Linked DNA regions of Mus musculus: region 2 is linked to region 1. A link is a loop called in an ENCODE intact Hi-C map of the cell type or tissue named here. Cell type or tissue: heart. All regions are shown on one strand.

Region 1 (8,000 bases):
AAAAATGAAAAAAAAAGAAAAGAAAAGAAAGTGAAGGAAGAGAATATATACAAGGTTATCTAGTATTATAAAGTAGTCTATGAATCAAAGGCCTAAAGAATACATAAAACAGATCATTTCTCCCTACTTAAAAGTTTTCAGTACACTGTGGGGGTGGGGTGGGGACTAGTGCATCACATCTCGTATTGCAATGGTCCTTTCATACGTGAAAAAAGAAATGTGAAGGAAGCTACATCCCCAGTGACCGGCAGCTTATAAGCCTTCGAAATCTAACTTTTCATTAACCAAACATGACCAATTTGAGAACAATAGTAAACCCATTCCAACTAACACTCCAGTTTCTCTGGCAAAAAATTAAAATTCCAGTCAGAAGACATGTGGCGAAATCAGTCTCTGCTTCTATACTTTGCAGTCTTCAGGTCACTTATGCAACTTACTGTACAAGGCAGTATGTCTAACCACATTCTCCCATCAGTTTTCAACTCACAGCAAGCAACAGCTCCCTGCTTTAGACAGCAAAGGCACAGTCTTTAACTCACAGTCTTAACAACTACTGAACACAACTATATGCAGTATTTGGTTTATGTTAGCATTTTTCATTCAGAAATAAAAAACATCCTTAGGTTCCTATTATTCTCAGTGTTTTGGTAAAGAAGGTGATTAAATTTCGCAATGCCTTGCCTGCCTGCATTTGGAATACGCACCTCAAAGCATAGAGGAAGCAGGGCCACGGCTAAGTGAAACCACCGACACACACTGGTTGAGTGACTAAGTCCTCTGAAACACAGGTCAAGCATTAAAGCAATACAATCCCGACAAAAACACTAATTTTCTCTCTTAGCTTCTGGGCACAGAAGTTACCGTTTAAGAAATTAATAATAACTTTAAAATCTGAGATCATGTTAGAGGAAAAGGGTGACGAAAAGAGTCTTGTGAAAGCATGTGTTCATTCTGATAAAATATTTCACAAAAAAAGTTAGACAAAATAAAATGGGGGGGGGGGTGCGGGGGAGAACCTGTGTCACATTTCTGACTATATGAACATTATTAACATTTTTTTTTCAATTACCTATCCCATGTTTTCTTGATTTGAAAAGAACATTTCACAAAGGTGAGCCACAGTTTTGGAGTTCTTTCAAATTAATATCTAAACATATTGCCAAGTTGTGTTTTGTTTTGTTTTGTTTTGTTTTGTTTTAAGCACTTAGTTATACACAGAATATTTCCGTGAATTTTTAAGCATATATTGGCTTTAAATTACTAGAGCATGAGTTAGTATATAAATATTCATAACAATGAATTAATGAAGAAGATAGGTGTTTGGCAAGTGAGACATTGTATCCTTCGTGTTATCTGTGTGGTATTGTTTGGAAAAGGAAAAAAAGTCTGCGCTGTGGGAGAATCCAGCGGCATGCGCTCAGGCAGCTCCAGCAGAGGGCATGGCAGCTTCAAAATGGAAACCTACGCTTTGTTTATCAGCAGATCTCAGGCTGTGGCTTTGCCGGCCAGTCTTTTTTCAACCCACTGCATTGCTGCTTCCGCCACCACAAAATGGAAACTGTGTGTCATCTTAGTATTTAGCAATCCTATTTACCTAAAAGCCAACTGTAACAACAACAAACTCTAAAGGGAAGTTGCCAGACATGAAGCTATTACTTTAAATATGAAAGCCGGTTTTGAAAAAGACCTGGGGGGGGGGGGGTATTTTTGGTGGAGATAGAATCCAGGGCCCCTTCGTGCTCAACAAGCATTCTGCCACTATATTCCCTCCCAGTGCCATGTGGTGTCTTCTCAAGAAAAAAGGTGTCTGTCTGTAGTAGATACTGCCTAAACTCCCAAAATTACCAGTGGTTGTAAATTTATCCACGATTTCCAGGGAGAAAAAATAATTTTGTGACTTACTTCCAATTGTCAGTCTGAAAAGGCTTGTAGAGAAAAAAAAAGTATTAAAGTGGATTAAATACAAAAATCATCTAGGGTGGTCTACCTTTCAACTAGTTAGTAGGGCACATGTAAATTCACTTTGTTAATGTATAAAAAGAGCAGAGCTTTTCAGGTTTAAAGATCTTGAAGGTGCTAAATATGAACTATTTTGTTTCTTGTCCTTACTCATTTATTATATAAACATCAATTTGTCATAAGCTTGACACACACACACACAAACTGCATTATCTTGCTAGTTGATAGAATTTACACATTTAGAACCTAATTAATTTTGAGTTACTTCTTACAGATTTTTTATGCTGAAAAGCTAGCTTGACATTGCTCTGTTTGTATGTGCAAAATAATGCACTTTGTTGCCATTACAAAGGGTCTTAAATGCAAGATTTGCATAGTATCTTTTGAGACTGGCAAAAAAAAAAAAAAAAAAAAAGGAGAAGAAAAAATCACATTGCTGCTCTTAGTCATGAGAAATTAGGGCTCAGGCAGGAGGAAAGTGACTGCCCTAACAGAGACTTAGCAACTACTGGCTCTGATTACACCTGCTAACAGCCACAAGTGTCAAGGGTCACCTGACCTATATTGATGATTTTAATACCCAGGGTTGTAAGAAAAAAAAAGTCCTGTTTTGTATTGTTAAAAAAAAGTCAACTATGCCTGCACATTACAGATATTTTAACGAGCAACACTATTTTATTAACACAAGCTTAATAAATATGTATTAAATCGTCAGAAATTAAAGCAAATGTAGAAACAGTGCAGATCTTTTCGGCTTATTAAAAATTTCATCTTACAGATTCATAAGCATGCTATCAAGTATTTGTTGCTAAAATCGAAATGATATTCCTTCTATAATAAGGCTATACCAATCTTCTTCATTAGCGACTGCAGACTTTGATCTCTGACTCAAACTACCCTCAGCTTGTCACAATGTGTTGCTTGGTTCCCAGTTTGAGAATGGGTCTTCATTTTCCTTTTAGTAGATCTAGTATGAATCAGAATAACTAGAGCCTAAGCCGTACCTTTTTGTTAGTCTGTTCAGACTTTATGGGAAAACCACTTAGGTATTCCGCCGCATCATTCTGGTAACATAGGAAGCTGAATCAGTTTGTAGTTGAAGTCATGTATTAGTTCTTACAAATCAGGGCTTATTAAACCCTGCAGGAGCAGAGACAGGGGTTCTCACAAATGAAGCTTACCCAAACAAATTCTTTACACCAACCGGCTCTCACATCTAGCTCTAGCCCCCACTGCACCGCCACCTTAACTTAAGCAGTTGAACATCTAGTAATTCCTAAATCTGTTCAACCGTGAATGACTCATGAGGAAATCCTGATTCCTTACGCTCTGAAACTACACATGATCCGTGTGCAGCAGAACTGCGAGATCCTGGGTTTCCCTTTGTATTTCTCACCTATCTCTCTGATCTTTGCTGTGCCCCGCAGGAGATGCCCCTCGGGTCTCCTGGGGAACGACCCTGCAAAGCCACAGCCTGCTGCAGCCATGCATTTAAAGATCAAAACTGCAGAACTGGTTAAAACACCAGGTTTTAATAGAAACTTTCTCCCGCTTCCTCCCTGAGTAGCGTGGAATTCCCTTTAGGAATTCCAAGGTGCCTGAGCGAGCTACAGCACCTTACTCAACAGTCCATATTTCAGGTTTTTCTAGTTGTTTGATTTCCTTCTCTAAAATAGGTAGAGTTGCTGAGTGCAGCCAGCAGGGCTCTCCCCATCCCAGCTGCAGTTTATGGGTGTCCGGATGAACAATAGATACAAAGGTGGGGCGCGCGCGAACACACACACACACACGCACACGAGTAAAAGGTACGGTCTTCAGTAAAGGAAAAGCCAAGAACTCGGAGACCCTTCACCGCGTGGCTGCCCGAAGTGCCTACCAAATCTCTCTGTGTCCCCGCCCGCCACCTCCCACCCTGTGTGCGCACGAGGATGCGGCGCCTACGTCAACAGCGCCCTCGCTTCCAGGCCCTTCGGGGGCTGCCGTGACTGCCACAGGCCGGGGCGACTCCGCCCTCGTGCCGTCTGCAGCGAGCCAATCCGCGCTCTCTTGGGGCGTGGCTGACGCCTCCAGGTCCCGCCCCTATGCCGCCGCCCGCCTTAAAAGCCCGCGGCGCGCTCCCGGCCTCAAACAGCTGCGGTGGCCGCGGGAGTCTGAGAATGCAAAGTGCCATGTTCCTGGCTGTCCAGCACGACTGCGTACCCATGGACAAGAGTGCAGGCAACGGCCCCAAGGTCGAGGAGAAGCGGGAGAAAATGAAGCGGACACTGTGAGTATGCCCTGTCTCCCGAAGAGCTCTTCATACCCAGCCTGGCTTTGCTGCTAGGGACCTACCTTCCCTCGATCTCGGCTTTGAATGCTCTCTAGTCTGCACCTCTGCAGAGAAAGTGTGGGGGCTTGGGGGGTGGGGGGTTAGCTTGCTAGATATGGTGGTATTTGCTTTTTTTCTATGTGAGCTCCGAGAGTTTAGGAACTATAGGAAATGGTTGAAGAAGGTGGCGGTAGATGATCTGAGAAGGGCTGGTTGGCTTTTTGTTCTGCATTTAATGTGGCATCAGAATCCTGTAGCTGAATAACGTCCACCGGCGTCTGGACGTTGCATTGTTAGTTCTGAGCTGCTTGCATAGCTGCTGGGTGGAGATGTTTGAGTTGATTCGCAATGTATGAGATCCATTTTTAAATCATAAAGTAGGGCTCACCCAGTCACGACTATGGAATGAGTAATTTGCTCTGCAGTATCTGCTGCGGAGAAGCACTGTGGGCGGTCGCAGAGGGGAGCTAGGGAATCCATCACACACACACACACACACACACACACACACACACACACACACACACACCTATGCATTGTCTCTGGCATAGTGCAGACCCTCCTACCCCCAGTGCAGAAAGGGAAGAAACATCAGCTGGGTCAAGACTGCTGTTCTCAATTGAAAAATGACAGCAAGCTGTAGTTTAACCATGCAGAAAATCCACTACCTGTTTATTAGGTCAGAAATAACTGGTGAAAATTTAAAATACCCTGGCTGTTATGTAGTCCTATCCTGCTTGTAAAGCTCATTATAGTCGGATGAATGGATAAAACTGTGTTCTGAGGTGCTGGGTTTAAAAGCTAAGAGGGAGAGACTCATCTGCTTTGTTTGTAGCTACTGCAGCTGATGATAGTTTGACCGTTCAAGAATTGCCACTTGAAGTATTTTTTTTTTCTCTCTTTTTTTTTCCAGCTTAAAGGATTGGAAGACCCGTTTGAGCTACTTCTTGCAGAATTCCTCTGCTCCTGGGAAGCCCAAAACTGGCAAGAAAAGCAAACAGCAAACTTTTATCAAGTAAGTTTCGGATCCTGTAGTTACAGAGATGAATATCTAACCAAGCCAAGCAAAAGGGGAAGGGGAACTGATGTGTGTTGGGGAGCTCATTTGCGGAACTTCTCTTGCAGGCCTTCTCCTGAGGAAGCGCAGCTCTGGGCAGAAGCATTTGATGAACTGCTGGCCAGTAAATGTAAGTTCACCTCTTGAATGTGATCTCTCACCAGTATCTTTAAAAGCCTAGAAATGATTGCAAGAAGTGCATTAGACATTACCACCACTGACAGTTCAAAGCCTCTTTTTCTTTCCCTTATATCACTGGGTTTAATCATGGGGAAGCAAGAGGTATTCACCTCAGGTGGGGAAGAAAAGTTAGCCTAAAAATTAAAATGCCAGTTACTCAGGCTGTGGTTGAGTCAGCTTTTCCATTGCATAGAATATTTTCAAAAGCCCTAGTTCCTAGTGAACTTATGGCCTATAAACACTGGTCTTGCAGTGCCAGTGAAGTTAAGTATACTTTTGTTGCAGACTACAAACTTAAGCATTTTTGCCTACTGGCATCTTAGTGCTTAAAGAGCCAGACCTAGAGAATGACAGGCTTGAATGAAGTCTAGGAAACTGATCATTTTGTGCAGAAGAACTGTGTATAATTCGGTCGTTCCATTCATGCTGCTTTTCCTGTGCTTCCAGATGGGCTGGCTGCATTCAGGGCGTTTTTAAAGTCCGAGTTCTGTGAAGAAAACATTGAATTCTGGTTGGCTTGTGAAGACTTCAAAAAAACCAAATCACCCCAAAAACTGTCCTCAAAAGCAAGGAAAATCTATACCGACTTCATAGAGAAGGAAGCTCCCAAAGAGGTAAGAAGACAGGCGCCTCAGATCACCTTCAACACTGTTGAAACCTGAGACTTGAATACACCACATTCAAGCACAAGTGAGAAGAGCCCTGTGCGCCTCTCATCCCAGCTGTCCTAACATTTAAGTTTCTCCAAAGTTGACAGTTATAACTGATCACAAGTTACACCTTTATGTTTTATTATTAAGCATCAATCTGCAGTGTTGACTAGCCAATAAATGGACTTTTGTTTTGTTCTTTCAGATAAACATAGACTTCCAAACGAAATCTCTGATTGCCCAAAATATCCAAGAGGCTACAAGTGGCTGCTTCACCACAGCTCAGAAGAGGGTGTACAGTTTGATGGAGAACAATTCTTATCCTCGGTTCTTGGAGTCCGAATTCTACCAGGACTTATGTAAAAAGCCACAGATCACCACGGAGCCCCATGCTACATGAGACCAGGAGTCCCCCCACACACAAAGGACATTCCATTCTGTCTCCCAAGAGCAAAGGCTGTGACCTGCCAGAAAAAAAAAAAAAACTGACCTTGAATTCAGCCTGAGTGTTAGGAAAACATCGCTCAGAACTATTGATTCAATGTTGGGTAGTGAATCAGGAAGTCAGCAACCTAGGAGAGGCTCTGTGTGAGAACGGCTTCCCTCACTGTGTGAAGAACAGAGGGAGGGAACAGGCCTCTGAATGTGTTCTTCCTCCTTGTCGGGAAAGCAGAGTTTGAGATGAAAGATCCGATGCAATGTTGTTGGAGCATTTAAAATCAATAGGTCTGGGATTATGTGGCCTTAGCTAGTTGGCTGTACACCTTCCCTAAACTAGTCCATGTTACCACATAGTGGTGTTAGTTCTAGTTTTAATATTTTAGTACTAAGTAACATTACAATGTTTACTGTGTGCAAGGGTGTTGACGTTCTTAGGACTACAGATCATTAGTACTAGTGTGTCACGTATCACTGAAACTGAGAAGTATGTTTGAGTTGTTAAATGGTGTGTGTGATGGACCGAATGCTGTGCCGTGCTGTAGAACCAGCGTCTGTTACGAGTGCCAAAAACTGTCTTGCGGGCAGCTAAACTTTGAAGTGGTTTTTGAATACTTTTAATAAATTTATTTTGCTAAATAATGTCATTGAACATTTGGAAGTCCCGATGTGGTTCTGTTGTTTGATTTCAGTAACTGGAAATATGTCAGCTATCAGAGAAAAGAACTTTCTAGCAAAGAGGTATCAGTGTGGATCAATTGTTGTACCTGCCCACTGAGAAATCAACAGCTGAGAAGTGGGAAATGCTTGCTTCGAGGAAGATGTTCTCCTTAAACCTATAGACATTATGTAGTCTTAAAAACATCAGACCACATTCCTAGAACCACTCATTGTGAAAGTCAAATGTGTTATTTAATAAAAGAAAAAGAAAAAAAGAGCATTGACCTGTGTGTTAAGGACCAGCTAAATATTAGTAAGTAAAGTTACAGGGCCAAACAGCCTAAGAAAAGGAAAAGGTTCGTGTAAATGTGGGCCTGCCTGGCGTATGCTTGGTTCCAGACACCTGGCATGGGCAAGAACCTGGTCAGTTCTTTCTTCTGTGATGGGGCAATACGAAAACCCCAAGTTTCCTGCACCTCCTGCCTTCATTTGGCTAATAATCTGTGCTACTCTGGGTAACACTGAAGAAGAAAGCAAGTGCTTTGCTTGCACTAAATGCAGGAATATGTTCTAGCTGAGAAAAGCCTTCATTCTGGCTAATTTGGAGGAATTCCCTTTCTGAAGCAAATTTTCTATATCTGGAAGTTTTAGTAAATGGGAGGAGATGGGGGGCACCCTCAGCTTGAAATTGGAAGACCTTAACTCAATGACATCCCATCGCTTTGTGTCCCTGGGCCCTCCCTGGATA
Region 2 (8,000 bases), 86 kb after region 1:
GGGAGGTAGTGACAAGAGATCTTGCTTGAAAATTTACCTAGAGTGCCCTCTACTACTGGATAAAATTTAAGTTTTATTTGGCTAGTCATTCAAGCAAAACTAATTTCAAAGGGAGTTGAAGGTATAAAATCCCTAAGTCTTTCTCTCTTCCTCATTTTTAAAGATTTATTTTATTTTCAGTTGTGTCTATTGCAGAGGGTGCATGTGAGCACATGTGCCCATGGAAGTCATGGGTGGTTTTTTTCCCCAGAACTGAAGTTAGAAGCAGTTGTGAGCCACCTGATGTAGGTGCTGGGAACCAATACCTACATCAGACCACTGGAAGAGTAATATAAACTCTTAACCACTGAGCCATCTCTCCAGCCCTTCTTTCCATATTTGAAGTAAAATCTTTGAAATAGAGATTCTCCATTCTCACTTCTGGCCAGGCAAAACTACCCTTGTGGCAGCGTGTCTGCTACATGTCCTGAAACATCAAAATGACTCATTTTACGTTCCTCATAATTGGTGCCACTATCTGATTAACTCCCCTTTACTAAAATTTCAAAGATCTTTTCCTGAAGCTTTTAAAGACTGGTGCCAAAATGCAGAAAGCCAAAACTATTCTCATGATCTTACTTCACAGCTTGCTCTGTTCTTTGGCACGTTTCTTCATGTCTTCCAGAATCTCCCATCTTAACCTTGTACCTAAGCATGATTGAACAGTCATGTGACCCTGGTTGTTACAGATTGAGTATAAAGTATCCCTCCAAAAGATTCATGTATTTACAGCTTCATTTCCAGCTAAGTACTATTTTGGAAAGTTCTGGAAGCTTTAGAAGTGTGGCCTACCTGAAGATCATAAGCCACATGTGTGTGTTTGATGTTAGCTGGCAGGTATTTTGTCCTAGGTTTTCTTGAGTGGACACTCATATGTCACGTGTTCTGGCTGCCATGATGACTGCCTAATTGCAAGTCAAGGAACATTAGAGAAATTTCCATGACCCTGGGCAATGAATTTACTGCAGCCTCAGTAACAGCAGTGGCTAAAACACAGAAGGAAATGACTCCTCTCCTTTGGAACCAAATAATATCCAGTAGCCTTTCAGGGAGTAATGGGGCCGAATGACCCCCTCTCCAATCCACAGCAGAACACTGAAGAGCCCAATCCTGTGCTGCTCTCGAGCAGGTAACCGCGGCTACTATAAATTCATGACTTCAATGGCTGTGTCATGTCCAGAAGGCAGAACTTTACAACATAACATGATGGGCAGACATATTTTCAGCATGGAGAGAACGGAAAGACAGTTGTCTTTGGGGTAAACTTTGGTAAACATCTTTCAAAACAACGACAACAAAACCAAGTTCACCTTCTTACTAGAAGTCCTCTTACATTTTTTCATTAGGTCAATTTCTTACACACACACACACACACACACACACACACACACGAAAAAAAAATGTCTGCAGTAGCAAGAAGGAAAAGGCACATTAAGCAGACTTTAGGAAAGAGTTGCGAGGTTTACATTAACAAAGCCACTACTGTACTGGGTGCACATCGAAATTAAGCGAATGAGAAGATCAAATCTAAGTACTGACAATGAATGAGTAAACATCTGTTCTCCTGCTAATTTTCAAGTAAGGAAGTGAAGGTTGGAGAGGTAAAGGCTGAGGCGATGCAGCACTGGATAATTTTCTCTCACCCGCTGCATCCTCCTGTGAACACTTACAGAGTAGCTGCTGTGACTACATCACTGAACGGAGCACTGGGCAGGGAATTCCAATTTTAAGAGGCAAGCTCCCAGCTTCGTGTCCTTCAGTGTCTGATGCTCACGTGCACTTTAAGATAGATGAGGAGTGAGCTGGCAGAGACCCTCCACTCTATCTGAAAAGATGAGGTGAACAGAATACAGAAGACTGCATAAATACAAAGCACAAGAGCGTGGCTTAAGTCCTCAGGGTGAGCCTATTAGTGAAGCATCGCATATTATTGGAAACTCATACATATTCAGACTCTCATGAGGATGGTAGCTCCCTTGAGAGAGAAGTGACCTGAAGTGTGCCTTTGATTTCAATCTTAGGGTCAAAGAAGAAACAAGGGCAGCGGGAAGGAAACAACTTCCTAAAGAAAAGATTGCAGAAAAGGCAAAAGGGGGAATTGACTGCTGTCCATTTCAGCGTGGTATTCATACAGGCCTTGACTACAATGGGATTGGGTTACAGTCCCCTTTGTACGTATTAGCTCTTTATTGGAAAAAGCATGAAAGAAGAAAGTAACAATGCATGAGAATACTTTGTTAGTGTTTATTAAGCTATTCCTGAGCATATATCAGCAGGCTCAGCTCTCAGATATAGCTGTTGGAAGAATCATTTTCAAGTCTTAAAAAAGAAAAAATAGATTCCAGAGAGCTACTTGGTGCTCCCAATATATTGGCTATTTGGGATCCTCTTTAAAACATCCTCCCTGTGTTTACAGGAGATGAAGAAGCAATCACAAACAGCTGTCTTCTGAGCACGAGATTTGACACACCAGGCTGCCTCAAGTGCCTGAGATCTTCAGATCTTAGAAACTATAATTCCAATACTTGTAGTTTCCTGTTTACATTTTCCTTTGGAAGCTAAAATTGGTCACTTCAGTGACGAATTTCATGATGATTAAATGGCTGGATCAAAAGGAAACAACCTTAGTCAGTCTTGAGGAAAATCAGTGCATACAGGCTCTTTTAAAGACAGAGAGAGTCGATGATGCTTGTACATCATTTGTGACACAGGAAACCCAACAACCAGGAAGAATCACAATTGAGTCTTTTCTTGAGTGGCTGCTGGCTGTTTTCCTCTCTGTGGGACAGGATATTAACTGGAACATTTCTTCTTTTCCAAAGGAACTTATGCTTAAGGGACATGTGGAACATGCTCGATTTAAGCTTTAGGAACACGTTCAAAGTTAATTCTTCCATAACAGAAATGGAAAGACTGTGATAGCATCAGGCCTGTCTCTCAACAATGCCCCCAGGTTCAAGCCTCCCTTCTCCTTGTGCGGTACAAAAGAGAAAGTAGGGCACTTCTTGGCTGCTTTGAGGAGGACACAGCCTGTGCCAGAGAAAGCACAGGCTTCCAAGTTGCAACCCAAGACACCGAGAGTTGAAGGGATCTTTTTATGTAGCTCAAGCACAGGAACAAGTTCTCAACACCAAAGGAGGTAGGGTTACAGGATAGAGACACAATTGCAGGCCAGCTCCCAGGGGGAGCGGTTGGTAGGGGCGGGGGTGTAGGGCAAAACCAACAGGATGTGGCAACTGTTCTTTACCATCACCCGACTGGTAACAAAAACAAGAAATTAAGAAATGCATTTTTTTCTAGCTGCATATATATCAAAAGATGGCCTAGTCGGCCATCACTGGAAAGAGAGGCCCATTGGACTTGCAAACTTTATATGCCCCAGTACAGGGGAATACCAGGGCCAAAAAGGGGGAGTGGGTGGGCAGGGGAGTGGGGGTGGGTGGATATGGGGGACTTTTGGTATAGCATTGGAAATGTAAATGAGTTAAATACCTAATAAAAAATGGAAAAAAAAAAAAGAAATGCATTTTTTGTTTAGTTTTTGAAGGTGACACTTTTTGTTATTTCTATTTTTTTTTTTATTTTGTAATCTGAGGTTTGAGGAACTCCTCTGTTTTCGGCTATCTTAGTCAAGCCTCGGCCTGAAATGAGCCCTCTTTCCTAATATACTTAGTTCCTCAAATGAAACACAACTAGCATGTATAATGACCTCGAGTAAAGGGCACCAGTAGTTGACAAAGCAGACTGGATAAACTACCACAATACAAGCACAGTACGTAGAATCTTCAAAGATGATGGCGCCCTGCTTTCTACATCTGGCCTTTCTGAGACCTTCTACCAAAAGTACCATAAAGAAGTTAGGTTATAATTCGAGATCTGCCAAGTCTCAAAGGGTGCTTCAGTGTTCTGAACAACACCACTATGGGGCTGAGACTGGTGCATCCTCATTGCCAGCCTACACAGCTTCTCTCCATACCCAAGCATACAAAGCACTGCGTGAGAGAAATGTCCGTAAGCAACGTGCTTTGTCACCCAGTTTGGAAGATGAGGGTAACATAATGCAGGTGAGTCAGAAAAAAAACTGGGTTCAGATTCTGAAGTTACCCTATTTCTCAAACTGGGCAACCTTAAACAAGCTATTTAAAATTGCCCAACATTTCACCTGCTCATCTGTAGTTCAATCTCATGAAGTTCAGTATAAATCACCCCAGTCAATATTTATGAAATTGTATTTAGACTGAGCTGGGGAGAACAAAAGATACAGAACTAATAACAGCCAGCTGGTCTTGGCAGAGTGGAGGGAGTCACAGAACTCATGCAAGCAGGCTTCAGACTGCCTAGAACATATGCCCAAGCCTCAAAAGGCAAGCTGTTTGCGTTGTGAGATTCTCCAGAGCCCAGGATAGTTTGGCTACAAACACCCAGTGTGCCACGAGACACGAGAAGGGAGAAGTCACGTGGCCCTTTCTCCACCCCCAGGAGAGAAGATTGTTCTTCAGCTGCAGATGTCCCCAAACAGCTCAGGGAACTAAACAAGAGAGCTCAGGGGGAAAAACGTGCCAGGAGCTTTTGCCAAATTTGGAAGAGCTCAGACCTGGATCCTGCCTCTAGAAACCACAGCACACCTCCCTTTTGGGTAAAAGAAAGGAAGACAGGCAGGCAGAAAAGGGAGGGAGGGAGGGGAGAGAGAGAAAAAGAGAGACAGACAGACAGACAGACAGGACACTTGAGGCCCTTATAGATATACAAGACCATCTCCCAGAGAAACTGGAATGCGTCATACCGTCTTTTTCTCTAACTGGGAGAAGCTAGGAAAGGTTGAAAAAGTCAAATGCCCCTCTGTGGATCTCCCCCATTTCCTGGCCACTGACACTTGATAGTAATTGCAACATCAGCACAACCAAACACCGAGCAACAGACCCAAAAAGACCAAAAACGTATTCTTGGGTTGTAAAGAAAAGACACAGTGATCCATGGATCTTCAAAGGCAATCCACAGAAACGCAGTATGCTTGTGGTGCTAAAATTTAATGGAGGGGGGAGGAAGTTGGCAACAGTTGAGGAAAAATGATCTCTACCAAGGCTAAAGGATATGGTACTGACATTTTTTTCCAACAAGAAAAACTATCTGCCTGTCCAGCCTGGTGAAGGAACATGTAAATAAAAGGGGAGCTAGTTCCTCTTCCTAACAAGACAGTAAAAGAGAGTCATCACCCAGTATACTGTGGAAGAATATCTCCTGTCTAGTATTCCTCACGTCAAGCTCCCCAAGCTAGGGAAGGTTTCAACAGTTGACGGCTAAGGTAGCAGAGCCTATTAGAGACAAGCAGAGATGCCCATTGCACATTTGCTGAACAGGTGAGGAAAGACATGAAAAGACAGAGATGAAGCCAGGCCTCACTAAAATTGTGCTGTGGAGACGGTCACACTACAGGCTGCTGCAGGGAGCAGGCCACAGCTCGGTCTCGCCAGTCCGGAAACTAACCCAGACCCAGGCAGACTGAGAATGCTCTCAGAGGAAGTGCTGTTTATCATCGTATGATCTAAAAGAGGAGAAGTTAGACAGCCAAAAAAGCAGAAGTCAAGTTCCGTGTGAACTATACGAATTGCAGAGGGAAAGGACTGCAAACTCGTCTGCAGAGATGTGTTAACTAGCTAAAAGAAAGACTACAGTAAAACTTGTAAATCACTGTAAAATGTTAAGTTCTCTTTTGAAACACTCAGAGATTAGAATAATTTTGGATACAGTCAAATAGCAGTTCAGTTCTCAACTGACTGTCACTCCCTAATGGACCCTGAGACTGAAACTCAATACCCTTTATATGTATATATTCTGTTACTCATCTCAAGAAACATTAGAAGACAAACAGTTATAACTACAGCTGTGCACCTGACAGAGCTACAGTTTCCAACAAAAAGAAAGTAATGCTCCTGAGAGGCTCTGCCAGTGCCTGACAAATACAGAGTTGGATGCTGACAGCCAACCATTGGACTGAGCACAGGGTTCCCAATGAAGGAGTTAGAGAACGTACCCAAGGAGCTGAAGGGGTTTGCAACCCTCCCAGAGGAACTAAAATATGAACTAACCAGTATCCCCAGAGCTCCTTGGGACTAAACCACCAACCAAAGGGACTCATGGCTCTAGCTGCATATGTAGCAGAGGATGGCCTAGTTGATCATCAATGGGAAGAGAGGCCCTTGGTCCTGTGAAGGTTCTATGCCCCAGTAAAGGGGAATGCCAGGGCCAGGAAGAGGGAGTGGGTGGGGCGGGTTGGTGAGCAGGGGAAGGGGGAGGTGTTAGGAGATTTTCCGAGGAAAGGGGATAACATTTGAAATGTAAATAAACAAATCTAATAAAAACTCATAAAAAAGAAAGAAAGTAATGGATTTGTGTTTGGAAAAAAACACTGAAAGATTTTTTATAATGTTCTATACAGCATTCCTTTGACTTGACAAATCAATCGAGTTGTTTATGGGTTTTTAGACTTTTGTTAAATTAAATCTTGTTGTTTTTAACATTTATCCTCTTTTCACACAAAAGAGAAAAAACATAGTTCCTACATGATATCCAGAAGAGTATACAGTCTCAGGAGATTATAATCTTAATGAGAAAAATACCCAACATGTGACCATGTCTTAATAAACCAGTGAACACTTTCACTTGAAACTGAAAAGTTACTTTGCTACATATAAACCCACTCTGTGTACTAGGATTTAATATAAAAAGTAAAATGGACAGGATTTTATGCCTTATCTTGCCACAGTAAAACATAAAGTATGTTCTTCTGTAATCAGAGAAACCCACTGAACTATAAATAAAGGTTTGGTTTGAGGTACTATAGGTAAATTCACAAATCTCACCTGGAGAAGCAATTACATTATGTGAAAGTAGTTACCCTTTCTTTTTTAGCTAATCATATTGTCCAAAGAGAATCACATTAACTGAAATACTAAGTCAATCTCTATAAAGAAATGAGATTTTCAAAGCACATCTGGTAAATGGATTACTTCTTTTTTTTTTTATTTCAATCACTGAGTACAAAGAATTGCCACTTATTTCAAAAGAATAGAACTATTCATCCAGTGGGAAGAAATTCAATAAGTATTAAGTGATGCGCAAAATACAAGGTTAAGACAAAGCTAAGCAAATTTTCTTTCCATGAGTAATAAAATAAAAGTAAAAGAAAGGACATTGGGTTAAGAGATCTTGCTGGCAGAGATTTAATTGGCTGATCTGACATTTCTTTAAAGATTGCTTTTGAAGTCTTTACAAAACAAACAAACAAAACAATTCAAAAAAACCTCTATGCTAGGAAGTGAGCTAAAAAAGCTTATTGGTGTTACTTTGGTGATGGTGTAGTGACCTCATAGTATTGAAAGTAAGACCACCCAAAGGTCAACACAGTGTACATGCTTTAAAAGCAAAGTTGAAATAAAAATCAGGATGATAAAATGAAAGGAAAATTAGAATCTTGCTGAAAAGAAGCCATGCAACCACCATTAAGTCAGATAAAATTAGATGCTGTTAAGCTTTGCTGCAATGAGATAAAAAGTCAATGTTGATGACAAATGGCAAACTGTAATACCCAAAGTGAAATGAGAACAGGAGATATCATACGTTCTTCTGTGTATCTCTGCACAGTTTCCAGGCATGCTTAGTTTGAGCAGAACTATGTAATCACTAAGCTTCTCCCTCTCTGCTTGGCAAAAATGATGGACACTCATCTCTAATATGAAGCAGATTTGCCTTGCTGCAACTGTATGTCAGTTTATATGCCAATTGAGAAGGGAAATGCTGAGTGAAAATAAGCCAGCTATTAATTTGCAAAACAAAGAATATAGTTACAAAGACTTGAAGGCCAACAAAGTAATTTCCTAACCGAGTATAAAAAAGAAGACCCAAGCTGGGCATTGTGGTCACAGGCCTGTAATCCCAAGAGTATTCAGGAGGCTAAGTCAGGG

Evidence for each region. Peaks named below come from ENCODE experiments on the same cell type or tissue, not always from the same donor. Only the 100,000 strongest peaks of a DNase experiment are listed, where the experiment ranks them.
Region 2: it touches region 1 in a loop (2.0-fold over the local background); 12 of 42 quality-filtered maps call a loop at or near these places.

The regions. Positions count from the first base shown.
Region 1 is chr1:144,000,234-144,008,233 of GRCm38, reverse strand. It overlaps Rgs2 (regulator of G-protein signaling 2), which reads left to right and starts at 4,085. Exons shown (of 5, transcript NM_009061.4): 1 at 4,085-4,225; 2 at 5,181-5,282; 3 at 5,393-5,454; 4 at 5,952-6,118; 5 at 6,360-8,000. The coding sequence starts at 4,116. The coding sequence ends at 6,554. In heart, CTCF peaks have their summits at 1,427 (motif pointing right) and 3,649; DNase peaks (open chromatin) are centred at 1,493, 3,993 and 5,393; H3K4me3 peaks cover 2,643 bases; H3K27ac peaks cover 2,523 bases.
Region 2 is chr1:143,914,285-143,922,284 of GRCm38, reverse strand. No RefSeq gene overlaps it. Among named protein-coding and RNA genes, the nearest start is that of Gm41964, 20 kb to the left of the region's middle. In heart, no CTCF peak of the experiment used is centred here; DNase peaks (open chromatin) are centred at 4,504 and 5,504.